Linked DNA regions of Homo sapiens: region 1 is linked to region 2. The links are chromatin contacts, found by Hi-C or POLR2A ChIA-PET in ENCODE. All regions are on one chromosome and are shown on one strand. Each heading gives the region's core, a stretch centred on a gene start or an enhancer-like site at or near the end of the contact. The rest is flanking DNA. Distances are from core to core; before and after follow the strand shown.

The links. Hi-C counts contacts between places; a loop is a spot of excess contacts on that map. ChIA-PET counts read pairs that join two places held with the same protein, here RNA polymerase II (POLR2A). Pooled maps may share reads with other maps.
Region 1: a loop to region 2 is called in a pooled map, with 3 times the contacts of the local background. The contact joins the enhancer-like site here to the promoter of TNFRSF8 in region 2. A Hi-C loop is called at or near these places in 3 of 37 single-sample maps with no recorded cell type and 13 of 50 pooled maps. POLR2A ChIA-PET finds 5 or more read pairs at or near these places in 3 of 52 experiments (GM12878, HCT116 and activated naive CD4-positive, alpha-beta T cell).

The regions. Positions count from the first base shown.
Region 1 is chr1:12,444,600-12,450,524 of GRCh38, reverse strand. All of the region lies in intron 65 of VPS13D (vacuolar protein sorting 13 homolog D), which reads right to left. Among named protein-coding and RNA genes, the nearest start is that of SNORA59A, 60 kb to the left of the region's middle. Within about 2 kb of position 1,589, at least 17 of the 41 ENCODE cell types and tissues checked have a DNase peak (open chromatin) inside an H3K27ac peak, as active enhancers do.
Region 2 is chr1:12,061,687-12,067,944 of GRCh38, reverse strand. It overlaps TNFRSF8 (TNF receptor superfamily member 8), which reads right to left and starts at 4,642. Exons shown (of 15, transcript NM_001243.5): 1 at 4,284-4,642. The coding sequence starts at 4,346. RefSeq lists silencers at 1-49, 4,250-4,379, 4,967-5,199.

The DNA.
Region 1 (5,925 bases), core at 340-2,839, 390 kb before region 2:
AAGTACAGTTTCTACTGAATGCATATAGCTTTTACGTCATCGTCAAGTCAAAAAATTGTAAGTTAAACCACCACAAGTCAGAGACTATACAAGGTTGTACAGCTGCAAACCTCAGCTACCAGCACAGCTCTAATTCTAATCAGCATTGTCTGCAATAAGCTATGTCTGAACTCATAAATTTGGAAAACCCAACTATCTATTGTGCCTCTAAGTAAGGCTGCCATGAACTTTGTGGGAGTTGCCACGATGTAGTCAAACAAGCAGGAGCAAAGGAATCAAATCTTACCCTGACAGTTACCAAACACGCATGCTGGTGGAAGAGGCTTAATTTCTCTGAACCTCAGTTTATCCATCTGCTAAAATCACATACTTTCTACTGTAAGGGATTGCTCTTTTTTTTTGCTGGCTGAGTCTCAGTCTGTTACCCAGGCTGGAGTGCAGTGGTGCGATCACAGCTCACTGCAACCTCCACCTCCTGGGTTCAAGCGGTTCTCATGCCTCAGCCTCCCGTAGCAGGGATTACAGTTGTGTGCCACCACGCCTGGCTAATTTTTGTATTTTTAGTAGAGACAGGGTCTCACCGTGTTGGCCAGGTTGGTCTTGAACTCCTGGCTTCATGTGATCTGCCTACCTCGGCCCCACGAGGTGCTAGGATTACAGGCATAAGCCACCGAGCCTGGCCTGCAAAGGACTGTTTTGAAGAGTTAAGAGAATAATTAATGCAAAATGTTTGGTGTAGCATTTGGCCAACACTTTTTACAAGTTTCTTAGAAGTAGTATGGGACTTTCAATTTCAGAGTCATTTTCAACTCTGCTGGTATACTACTAGGAAAACCATCTTTGAGTCATGTAAGACCTAAGTCACTTCAAAACGAAAGTCTTCACCACTGACTTCCGTTTCATACTGTCAAAATATCCACAGTTAAAAAGTATTCTGAGTGTGAGTTTTGCCTTGATGTTGAAGAACCCTTTTGTGATACTCATAAACAGAGAAGAGTTAAAGGAAAATGTGACCTGAAAAGCAGTGAATATCTATTGTTGATAAAAGGCAAACCAAACAGCTAGTCCTCACTCAGCCAAATCACGAAAGGGTGGGGAGGCTGGGAAGAGGCATTTAAAAAAAAAAAAAAGGCACGGAACAAGTTGAGGTTTGGCAAGAAGGAAGCATTTCTGGATTCCAGATTTCTATCCACTAGAAGAGGAGTGCTTTTGTCTGTTTTCAGTTCTACTTGGTTATGGATTATGTATAGCCCTTAAGGCAAAGAGAAAAAAAGGGGAGGAATCCAGAAAGGGGACCCTGAATAAAAACAATACAGGCATTTTAAAGTTGGGACTGACATCCTAATTCCAGTAATATGCCTAAGCCAATGACCTTGCTTTTTTTTTTTTCCTGGTCTCTGGAGATCTAAAAGCCCTCCTACCCTAAGATGCACACCATGTTGCTATTTCACGGATAAACACTTATCAGGCAACAGACACTCCTTTTTCAGTTAAGAAACAAAGTTATCTAAAGCCACCCAGAATTATCTCAGCACCCAAGGTTGAAACACATGCAAGGAAGTCAGGCCTCAGGACTGTCCTGCTGTCTTAACTAACCCAAGACACACGCCTGCTGAACTGGCAAGTTTCTCTTGCTATTCTGCAACTCTGACCCAGTTGTGAACTCAGATGCTGTTTCAGATTAATCTGGAAGCTCAGAGTGGTTTGAAGCATTCCCATAATAGGATTTTGCTTTTTCCTTAAAAAGGATTGGTGGAGTATGCTATAAAGTAAAAACCGCAGAAATAAGCAGGATGTACACAGGTAGAATCAAGACAACTGATCTTCAACATAGAGAAGTCGGGGCTTAGTCAAATCCTATTTTCCCTATAGTTTTTCTACATTGATTATAAAGAATTATGAAGGAAGGATGAATCCTGAAGCCCAGCTGTGGATGGAATTGTGTCCTGCCTTTCAGCTCTTCATCAGCTAGGACCCAGTGTAGGACTTTTTGGCAGAAGGGGGGTATGCTTATGTTGAAAATGCCAGACCCCTACTTGTCTGTTGCTGAAACCCCATGAAGCATGCAGAGGGAAGCCTGAAGACAGGTTTCCATACAGTTAGCACTGGCCATGGGGAATATGCCTTCCCACCCCATGAGAGCTCCTGTTTTGCCATTCTAACAAGGTTTTTGCATAAATAGCTTGTGCCTCAGTACTGAACCAGGAGATAGATTATAATGCAGGAAAAAAAATTCCCTCTATGGCGGTCACACCATAAAGCCTGATTTGGCAGATAACTTATTTCAACTCCAAGAAAACACACAGGCTCTCAAAAGCAGAGTCCTGATGCCAACTCTTGTCATTAGTATCAGCTGGGTGAACATGAGCAAAAGACACACTCTCTTTAGAATCAGTGTCTTCATCTACAAAACAGGGAGAACACCACCCATGGAGTTACCCACGGCGACCTTGGTTACGAAAGCACTTGGAAAAAAACACAAATCAAAGGGTTATTACTGGAAATCCTATCCTTTCTTCCAATGAGTGCTCTCCGGTTCCCTCCTCTTTCTCCCCCACTGAATCTTGCATGTCTCATCCTAAACTATGGAAATCACCTCATGCCCATTCTGGAACAAAGGAAAGCATAAATATGTCAATTAAAATCGCAAAATACAGAACTTTAGAAATGAAACCGAACATTCCTCAACAGAAAAGAAGCTCAAGATGATCTCCTTCCTAGTCACAAGACCTCCATTCTTACAAAGTACTTTGTATTTATTTCAAATGAATAAATATATTCACTTTAATGCCAAAGGCTTAGAAGAAAGGAGGCTGATGACATCAGAGAGAATAATCATAGATGCTGGGCACCAGTATAAGCTGAGCTTCTTGTGGCAAAAGTAAAATAGGTTTCAAGGGTTTGGAATAAGTTTTTTGAGGTTTTTAGAAAGAAATCCGTTCCCAACTATTTCTTTAAATAAATTAAGTTTTAGATGAGTGTGTGGCAGAGTAGGTAAGGGCAAACTTCCAAGTACTGAAGACCACAGTGGAACTTCTGGAATCATAAGCATCAGCCAACAACGTTCGTCATGTGCCAGCCACTGTCTTTGGGGCCTCTCATCAATGAAATATTTAACTAGCTTAATCCTCACAACAATCCTGTGAGGTAGTATTATTATGCTCATTTTACAGATAAAGCTGGAAAGACCATGAGCATTTCCAGCAAAAGTCTGCTAAGTATCTATGTGTGATACTGGGTAACCTAGAGAGGTAACCCAACCATGACTTTTGCTATTGTCTTCGTAGAAAAATTCCTTCCTAAATGCCAGTGAAAATTATACAGAGATATCAGGCATATCTCTTTTCTCTCCCAAGTAGCAGAACTGACAAAGGAAGGCAGCTGACAAAAGTATATTAAAAAATTTCTGAAAAATTACATGCAAATATCTGGACAAGGAAGAGGAGTCAGGCTCCAGTGTTCTTTCTTGATCCATATCCGTAACTCAGACACCTGGCCCACTTCCATCACCCAGACCTTTCCGGAGGCCACGTGGCCTAGAATCTACTTCTTTTCCCAAAGCTACTACTCTGACAATCTGAAACAGGTCCCAAAGAAATAGGAGGCTTGGTACATGTCCGTTATGTGGATCACATCACACCACACCAGCTTACATTACTAGTATGTACCATTTATACTAGGAAGAAAGATGGAGGCCAGACTGGGGTGGAGATTGGGACCAGTGATTTCAAGAGGTGCTGCCTATGGAGGAGAGGTCTCCTCTTCCACCCCAGCTTCTTATAGGAGAATGATTTCCTGAAGGACGTAGAACACCAAAGCTAAAACATTTGCTAAGTTAGAGCTGGTCTGGTCAAGCAAACTAACTCCAAAAGAAGCTACTGCTCTGGAAAGGCCTGTTTCATGTACCAGTAATGGACATATATGGAGATACAAATATAGGGGGATATGGAAAGAAAGAGGACTATGGAGAGAAAGAGGACTATAGAGAGAAAGCAGGCAAAACCAACCATGCTCCTAGGGTAAAAAAAGAAGATTTTGAAAGTTCATTTGGTTCAATCTTCATTCCTCTTGATCTTTGCCATTGTTCTTTTTTTTTTTTTTCTTTTTTGAGAGGGAGTCTTGATCTGTCACCCAGGCTGGAGTGCAGTGGCATGATCTTGGCTCACTGCAACCTCAGCCTCCTAGGGTCAAGCAATTCTCCTGCCTCAGCCTCCTGAGTGACTGGGATTACAGGCACGCGACACCATGCCTGGCTAATTTTTGTATTTTTAGTACAGATGGGGTTTCACACCATGCTGGCCAGGCTGGTCTCAAACTCCTGACCTCATGATCCGCCCACCTTGGCCTCCCAAAGTTCTGGGATTACAGGTGTGAGCCACCATGTCCAGCTGATCTTTGCCAGTCTTCTGCTATTCAAAATACCCCTGACCCATCTAAGAGTAATACACCATTCACAGTGGAAACTAAGCTATTGTTTCTAACAACTAACTTTTTATGGTGGTGGGTAGGATAGACCTGCATTTTGGGAAAGCTACACATGCAAAGCTGATACTTCACTTCTAGCAATGTCCAGGGAAGTTATTTATACACAAGTGTCATGTATCTGGGTAAGACCACCAATTGGGAACTGGTCTTTAGCATCTGGGAGAACAAAGAAGTTGAACCTGTCTTTTGCAGAGGAGGTAGAATGGGAATGGGAGGTAGTTCAAATCTAAGGTACTTAAATTAAGTCCTGTCTCATTTCTTTAGAAAACTGGCTTGATCCCAGGCTCAAATGAAAGGTCAAAAGAAGGTTCTTTTAAAAATGAACTCAAATGTTCCCATTTTTTTTCAGATGGGCTAAAATAGGAATAAACTTGCAGCTTAGCTACTTCCCAACAGTTCCTCAGAAACCTCTGGTCTTTGCCTAGGATTTGCCTAGGATGTCCCTTGGATTCCTCAGTGGCCTTTCAGTCGTCATTCCAACCTTTGCTATCTCTCAATCCACAAAGGGTGACCTGGGAAAGGACATTAAAAATTCACACCCATCTACTTCCAGCAGATCTGGTGTCTTGAACCTGAATTAGTCATCTCCAGGTTAACTGATTTCAGGTCTGAAAAGTCCTGGACTATGGAAGAGAACAGAATCCACTTAACTCAACATCTGCCCTTTCCAAAGGTGGCTACACGGCCTATCCTGATGCCTTTTGTTGATTTTAAGAGAAAACCTTCAACGACTAGAAAGATAGGAAAATGAGAGATCTGGTTCAATGTACTTTTTACTTAGAAGAGAACTAATTAACCCTTGTTTATAAAAAAGATTCACCAACTTTCCTGCTTAAGCAGAACGGATTCTTCAGGACTCAGTTTCCTTAAGTCCTCTGTTGTGACTCCAGGGGTTGAAGCTGATTACTTTCTACCTCACACACACTGTCTCTGACCTCATCTTTCTATTGTCTATCCCAAGAAAAAGAATCCTTCCTCTAGACTCTTCCCTTTAAGCATCAGGCTTTGATCCTTTCAAAAATACAAGTCCCTCTGGGAAACTCCTGCTAATATTTACCCCTTGCCGCAAATAAAAAGTTAAAAATGCAGGGGAGGTATGCATGGGGGAAAATTTAAAAACTGGGTATCTGAGGTAGAAGGAAAGAAGAAGTTTAACTCCTCTCTGGAGAAAAATAACATTGGCCAGAACCTCTAAAATCTTTCTTATACAATGTCAGGAATTCAATTAAAATTTCCAGATATGTAAGAAAACAGGACTAAATGACTGAAGACTAAGAAAAAAAATACAAGATTCATCACTGGTATAGTATGATTACTATCTTCAGAAGAAAAATAAGATGGACAGTTTTACCAGAAAACTAACATTAAGATTTTAGTAAATGGTGAAACAGCAGAGTCGACAGAATTAGCAAACTAGAAAATGAGGTAGTAAAAAATATC
Region 2 (6,258 bases), core at 3,393-5,892:
TCCACTCCTTCAGGGTCCCCTCCTCTCCAGGTCCCCCCCCCGCCCCCCCGCCGTCCTTGCCTCCCTGCAGGATTTGAGCAGCCCTGGAAATGTCCCTTTTGCAAAACAAAACCAGAAAATCTCTCCTGCCCTCTTGCCACTCCCTGAAATTCCACGATTAGCACTACACTGTATGGAGTAACTAGCTAAGCTTTTAAAGTTAAATTGCTAGATGGAGGAGTCACACATAGAGCTTTTCTATCACCCCAGCTAAAATTCCTCTTTTTTTTTTTAAATACAGTCTCACTGCCACCCAGGCGGGAGTGCTGGCTCACTGCAACCTCCGCCTTCTGGTTTCAAGCGATTCTCCTGCCTCAGCCTCCTGAGTAGCTGGGATTACAGGCGCCTGCCACCATGCCCAGCTAATTTTTGTATTTTTAGTAGAGACAGGGTCTCACCACGTTGACCAGGCTGGTCTTGAACTCCTGGCCTCAAGTAATCTGCCTGTCTTGGCCTCCCAAAGTGCTGGGATTACAGGTGTGAGCCACAGCGCCCGGCCCCAGCTAAGATACTTTCATGAGAACCTTCCTGGTCCCAGCCTGCACACTAACCCAGAGCAAAGATGCTTACATCTGGCTGGAATTGGGGGTACATGGATGTGGGAGGAAGGCTTGTTTAGCCTTAGCACTGGCAAGGAACATGATGTTGGGGAATTTCTAAGTCTACAGAGTTCACAGGAAAGCTGGGGCTTCCCCCGCCCCGCAACCCCACCACATGGTGCCTGGATGAAAAGGATGGAGCTATGGGGGAATAAATTTTTCTCTGCAGATATGCACCAGTTAATCCTGGGTCATATTACAAAAAAACACAATTGGACAAGACAGTGATACGAAGCATCAGAGGCCAACTCTCAGATGGTGCCAGCTAGCAAGAAAGCATTCCTGCCTCAGAATACCAGGCGAAAAATGATGGCGTCTTGGGAAAAATCAAATAGAGATGAAAAAAGAACTTCAGGATGGGCACGGTGGCTCACGCCTGTAATCCCAGCACTTTGGGATGCCGAGGTGGGAGGATCACTTGAGGCCAGGAGCTCGAGACCAGCCTGACCAACATGACGAAACCCCATCTCTACTAAAAATACAAAAATTAGCTGGGTGAGGTGGCAGGCACCTATAATCCCAGCTATTCAGGAGGCTGAGGCAGGAGAATCACTTGAACCCAGGAGGCAGAGGTTGCAGTGAGCTGAGATTGCGCCACTGCACTCCAGCCTGGGAGACAAAGTGAGACTGTCCCAAAAAATAAAAAAAAATTTAGGCCGGGGGCGGTGGCTCACGCCTGTAATCCCAGCACTTTGGGATGCCGAGGTGGATGGATCTCCTGAGGTCAGGAGTTCAAGACCAGCCTGGCCAACATTATGAAACCCCATCTCTACTAAAATACAAAAATTAGCCAGGCATGATGGCAAGTGCCTGTAATCCAAGCTACTAGGGAGGCTGAGACGGTAGAATCACTTGAACCTGGGAGAGGGTGGTTGCAGTGAGCCAAGATCGTGCCACTGCACTCCAGCCTGGGCAGCTGAGGGAGACTTCATCTCAAAAAAAAAAAAAAAAATTTTAAACTCAAGGAAATTCAAGCCCTAATTTGGGATTTTTTTTTTAAAATAACGAGCTTCCCGAACCTTTACTGGAAAAAACAGAAGTGGGAGAAGGCTTGAGGGGCAAAAAGGAGTACTGTGTTGGGCAGGTAGTCCCTTCCCCAAGGACTCCCTGACTCCTGCCAAGAAATGACCTAGTGCCTGAGCCCAGAGAGATGCTCAGCTTCCCCGGTAGGCGAGAAATGCAAATTAAGGCAACAAGGATATAACCCTTTTCACTAATCACATTGAGAAAAATTAAAATGCTGATAAGATCAAATGTCGGTTAGGATGTGGGAAAGTTACTACTCTCTTGCACTGCTAGCGGGAGGGTAAATTGTCCAGCCACCCTGGAAGGCAGTTCGGTGGTGTCTTTTAATTTGAATGCATTTTCGCCCTGCAACCTCAGTATTCTCTTCTCAGTCTCTTGTCTAGGAAAGAATCACAGACATTTATTTCCAAAAGCATCCATATAGGGCTGTGCACTGTAGTAGAGAACAAAGAAAGAAAGAAAGAACAATGGTGGCAACCTTAGCACCCATCCATCCAGGACATAAATAAACTATGAAACATCCCATTTGGCAAAAGATCACATAGCATTTTAAAAGATAGGCAGAGGATCTGTAAGTTTCAGCATGGAAAGCTCACCAAGATGCCTCATAGACATTATAAAGCCAAATGAAGAACCATATGTACTGTAGGGTATAGTATATGGAAAACTATATATATGTCTATTAAAACAATATAAATATGGACATGCATTTATAAAGGTCTGCAAAGGAAACACACCAAATCAATTATGGTGGTTATATCTTTGAAGGGATCAGGATGAGGCGGTGTCAAAAGACTTGGCTTTATCTGTAGCGTTTACAGTTTTGCTTTGAGAATATATTTATATATTCCTTGTGCAATTAAATATATAGTATTTTTATTTTAAAAAGGGTATGGGAGGCTGGGTGTGGTGGCTCATGCCTGTAACCCTAGCACTTTGGGAGGCCGAGACGGAAGGATCACTTGAGGTCAGGAGTTCGAGACCAGACTGACCAACATGGTGAAACCTCATCTTTACTAAAAATACAAAAATTAGCCGGGTGTGGTGGCACATGCCTGTAATCCCAGCTACCTGGGAGGCTGAGGCAGGAGAATCACTTGAATCCGGGAGGCAGAGGTTGCAGTGAGCCGAGATCGAGCATTGCACTCCAGCATGGGCAACAAGAGTGAGACTCAGTCTCAAAAAAAAAAAAAAAAAAAAAAGGTTTGGTATGAGAGTTCAGGCTGTAGTGAGTTATGATCGCACTCCAGCCTGGACAACAGAGTGAGACCCTGTCTCTAACATTAAAAAAAGTGGAGGGGGCTTCACTCTACAGAAAGGAAGCACATGAGCTTCAGCTGCCAAACCAAACCAGCAAAGCCCCCCAAGCACCTCTCACATCTCTTCCTTCCCTTCATCTCCCCAAGACCTTGGCACTCCAAACTCTTACCTTCCCCCAGGTGAGGGCTTGCAGAGCTGGGACAGGGTGTCTCTAGCCAGGGCTTTGTCCCCTCTGCCCTCTTGGGGGGAAAGGGGGAATACCTCACATTGCCCATTGGAAATGGAAGAGGGCATAGTTCCTCCTTTGCTGCATAGTTCCTCCCTCCTGCCTAAAGCCCACTCTGCCACTCTCCTCCCACTGCCTAAGGTTCAGATGACTAGAATTGATCCATAGCATGGAGTCCTCTCTTCCTGTAGGATTAAAGGGGAACTGGGTCTTCCCTCTCCCCCACCGTGACCCACCGCTGGACTAACAGCCTGCTCCTTCCTTTCCCTCTGTATCATTCAGCAGGCATCCACTCGCACCTACTATGGTTCTATGCAGGGGTCCACCGGGGTCCTGGGTCAGCTGAGGGCCTCTCTCTCCAGCAGCCCCTGGGCTCCGTGAAACACGCCTGGTTACTTTGCATTCTCCCCACAGTGATTAATTTGGCGCTGGCCACTGGTAAGTGCTCAGTTTTCCTAAAGCAGTCCCCAAACTCAATTCTGAGGCAACCCACCATAGACTTCAGCCCCACCACTGACCTTCTTCCAGGGGCAAATGCCCACCACGTGCTCCAGCGAATTCAATCCACAGCGTTGCTTTGCCGGACGCGGATTGGGGAAGCTAATCCCGGTGGTCCTGCACCCTCACCCCACTCTCACCCACAGCCAACTCTCCCTCCTTTCCTTGACCCTCCAGCCAGTGGCCAGCTTAGGAAGGGGGCAAACGGGACCGCGCACACAACAGGGTAGAGCGCGGACGACCAACCTCCCATGGCTAAGGGAGGCCCCATCTGGCCTGCCCACTACTCCCACGGCCTCACCTGATCTGCCCAGGACCCCGACGGGCCCGCAGGTAGGCGGGCTAAAGAGCGCCTCCCGCGTATGGCAGTGCTCTCAGTCCAATTCACACTGAATGAATGAATCAGTCCCAGCCATCGCGGGGTGAGAAGGAGGCGCCCCCCACCACTAGCCCTTCAGCCAGCCTCCCACCTGTGGGTGCTAGCATATTCCGGTGTTCCTGCTTGTCACCCGCGCCCCCTCACTCCAGCTGGGCAGGGAACGGGGTGAGGAGTGTCCTCCCTTGCGTCCCACGCACCCCACACTGTCCGGGCTCTGGACCGCCGGCACCTCCCCAGGCGCCCGTCACCCGCTTACCTGTGGGAAGGCTCGTAGCGCCCCCAGGAACAGCAGTCCCAGCGCGGCGAGGAGGACGCGCATCCCCGGGGCCGGACGTGAGGTGGCCTGGCGGCCGGCGCCCACCTGGGAAGCGGGGGAAGCGCGCGGCGCCCACGTGCGGTCCCGGCGGTTCTCAGCCGCGCGCGTGGACTTCAGGCTCCAGCACACTCCCGCCGCGGCCACCTAGTCCGCACCCAACGCACGCCGCGAAGTCACTTCAAAAGTGGTTGTTCCTCCGAGGTTTCAGCCTTAGTTCTCCCGTATCAAATTGGTTCCAGGAACACTTAGCTACAAGCAGCGAAGAAAAAAGGGGGCAAACACGTGCAGAGATGACTCAGGAAAAGGCACACTAGGAGACGCCTCCCTTAGCTGTTTGAATGGCCCGCCCCGGATTTGACGGAACTAGTGGTCCTGGCTCTAGGGAGTGTGCTGCCCGCCGCACCTGGGCTGCGGGGAGCGGAGGCAGGCAGCTTCTGGCCCTGGAGGTGGGGACTCACAGGATATTAGGAGGCCCCAAGGGGGTTCCAATGCCCCCACCTCCACTCCTGCCCCAAGAAACGGTGAAATGTGAGTAGTTTCCTGTCCCTGACACGATCAGCCAGGACCTTCTCCCATGCCCTTGAGATTCTTTGGAAGGGACAACTGGCCTAGGGAGACTGCAGAAAAAGCAACCATCACCCACCCATCCCCATTCATAAGCATTTGCTGTAAAATGAATCAGTGAGTGGATGATAAATTGGTGGATGGATGGATGGATGGATGGATGCATAGGTGGATGGATGGATGGATGGATGGATGGATGGATGGATGGATGGATGCATAAGTGGATGGATGGATGGATGGATGGATGGATGGATGGATGGATGGATGCATAGGTGGATGGATGGATGGATGGATGGATGGATGGATGGATGGATGGATGCATAAGTGGATGGATGGATGGATGGATGGATGGATGCATAAGTGGATGGATGGATGGATGGATGGATGGGTGAGCAGCAGGTGAGTGGGTAAATGGGTGGGTGGATGGGTGGATGGATGGATGCATAGATGGATGGATGGATGGATGCATAGGTGGATGGATGGATGGATGGATGGATGGATGGATGCATAAGTGGATGGATGGATGGATGGATGGATGGATGGATGGATGGATGGATGGATGCATAGGTGGATGGATGGATGGATGGATGGATGGATGGATGGATGGATGCATAAGTGGATGGATGGATGCATAAGTGGATGGATGGATGGATGGATGGATGGATGGATGGATGGATGGGTGAGCAGCAGGTGAGTGGGTAAATGGGTGGGTGGATGGGTGGATGGATGGATGCATAGATGGATGGATGGATGGATGCATAGGTGGATGGATGGATGGATGGATGAGCAGCAGGTGAGTGGGTAAATGGGTGGGTGGATTGGTAGATGGATGGACTGAATGTTGGAGGAACTGATGGATGGTATAGATCATTTTATTTCCCTGAGGCCTGACCCTTTAGAGTTTTCTTCCTGGAGGAGGCGGCTGGCACTCTCTCCTAACAGAAATGATTCAAGCCTCCTCGTACTATGTTCTCATTTGCTGGTGAATGATTTTCCCTTCCAGTGCTTCCCCATCCCCTGGGTTTTCTCTTTGCTCCTTTTATTCCACATTCCGTGTGTCTGTGTTGAGCATCTGCTGGGTGGGCCACAGGTCAAGGGTTCTTTTGACTGATTTTGTTTGGTTTTCAGATGTGAAAGCCAAGGCTCAGAAATAGGCAGGCAGTCCTAGGTGCTCTAATTAAGGGTGGGCCAGTTATTTTCCCTGAGCCCAGAATAGCCTAAGGATACTCTGGCTTCTGTGTCTACCTTGATCTGTCCTGCGAGGTACCAGGCCTCCATCAGGTGAAGGCCCTATAGGGTAGGAGTGATAACCTCCCACCAGGAACTTCCCAGCAAGGTCTCCACAACTGAC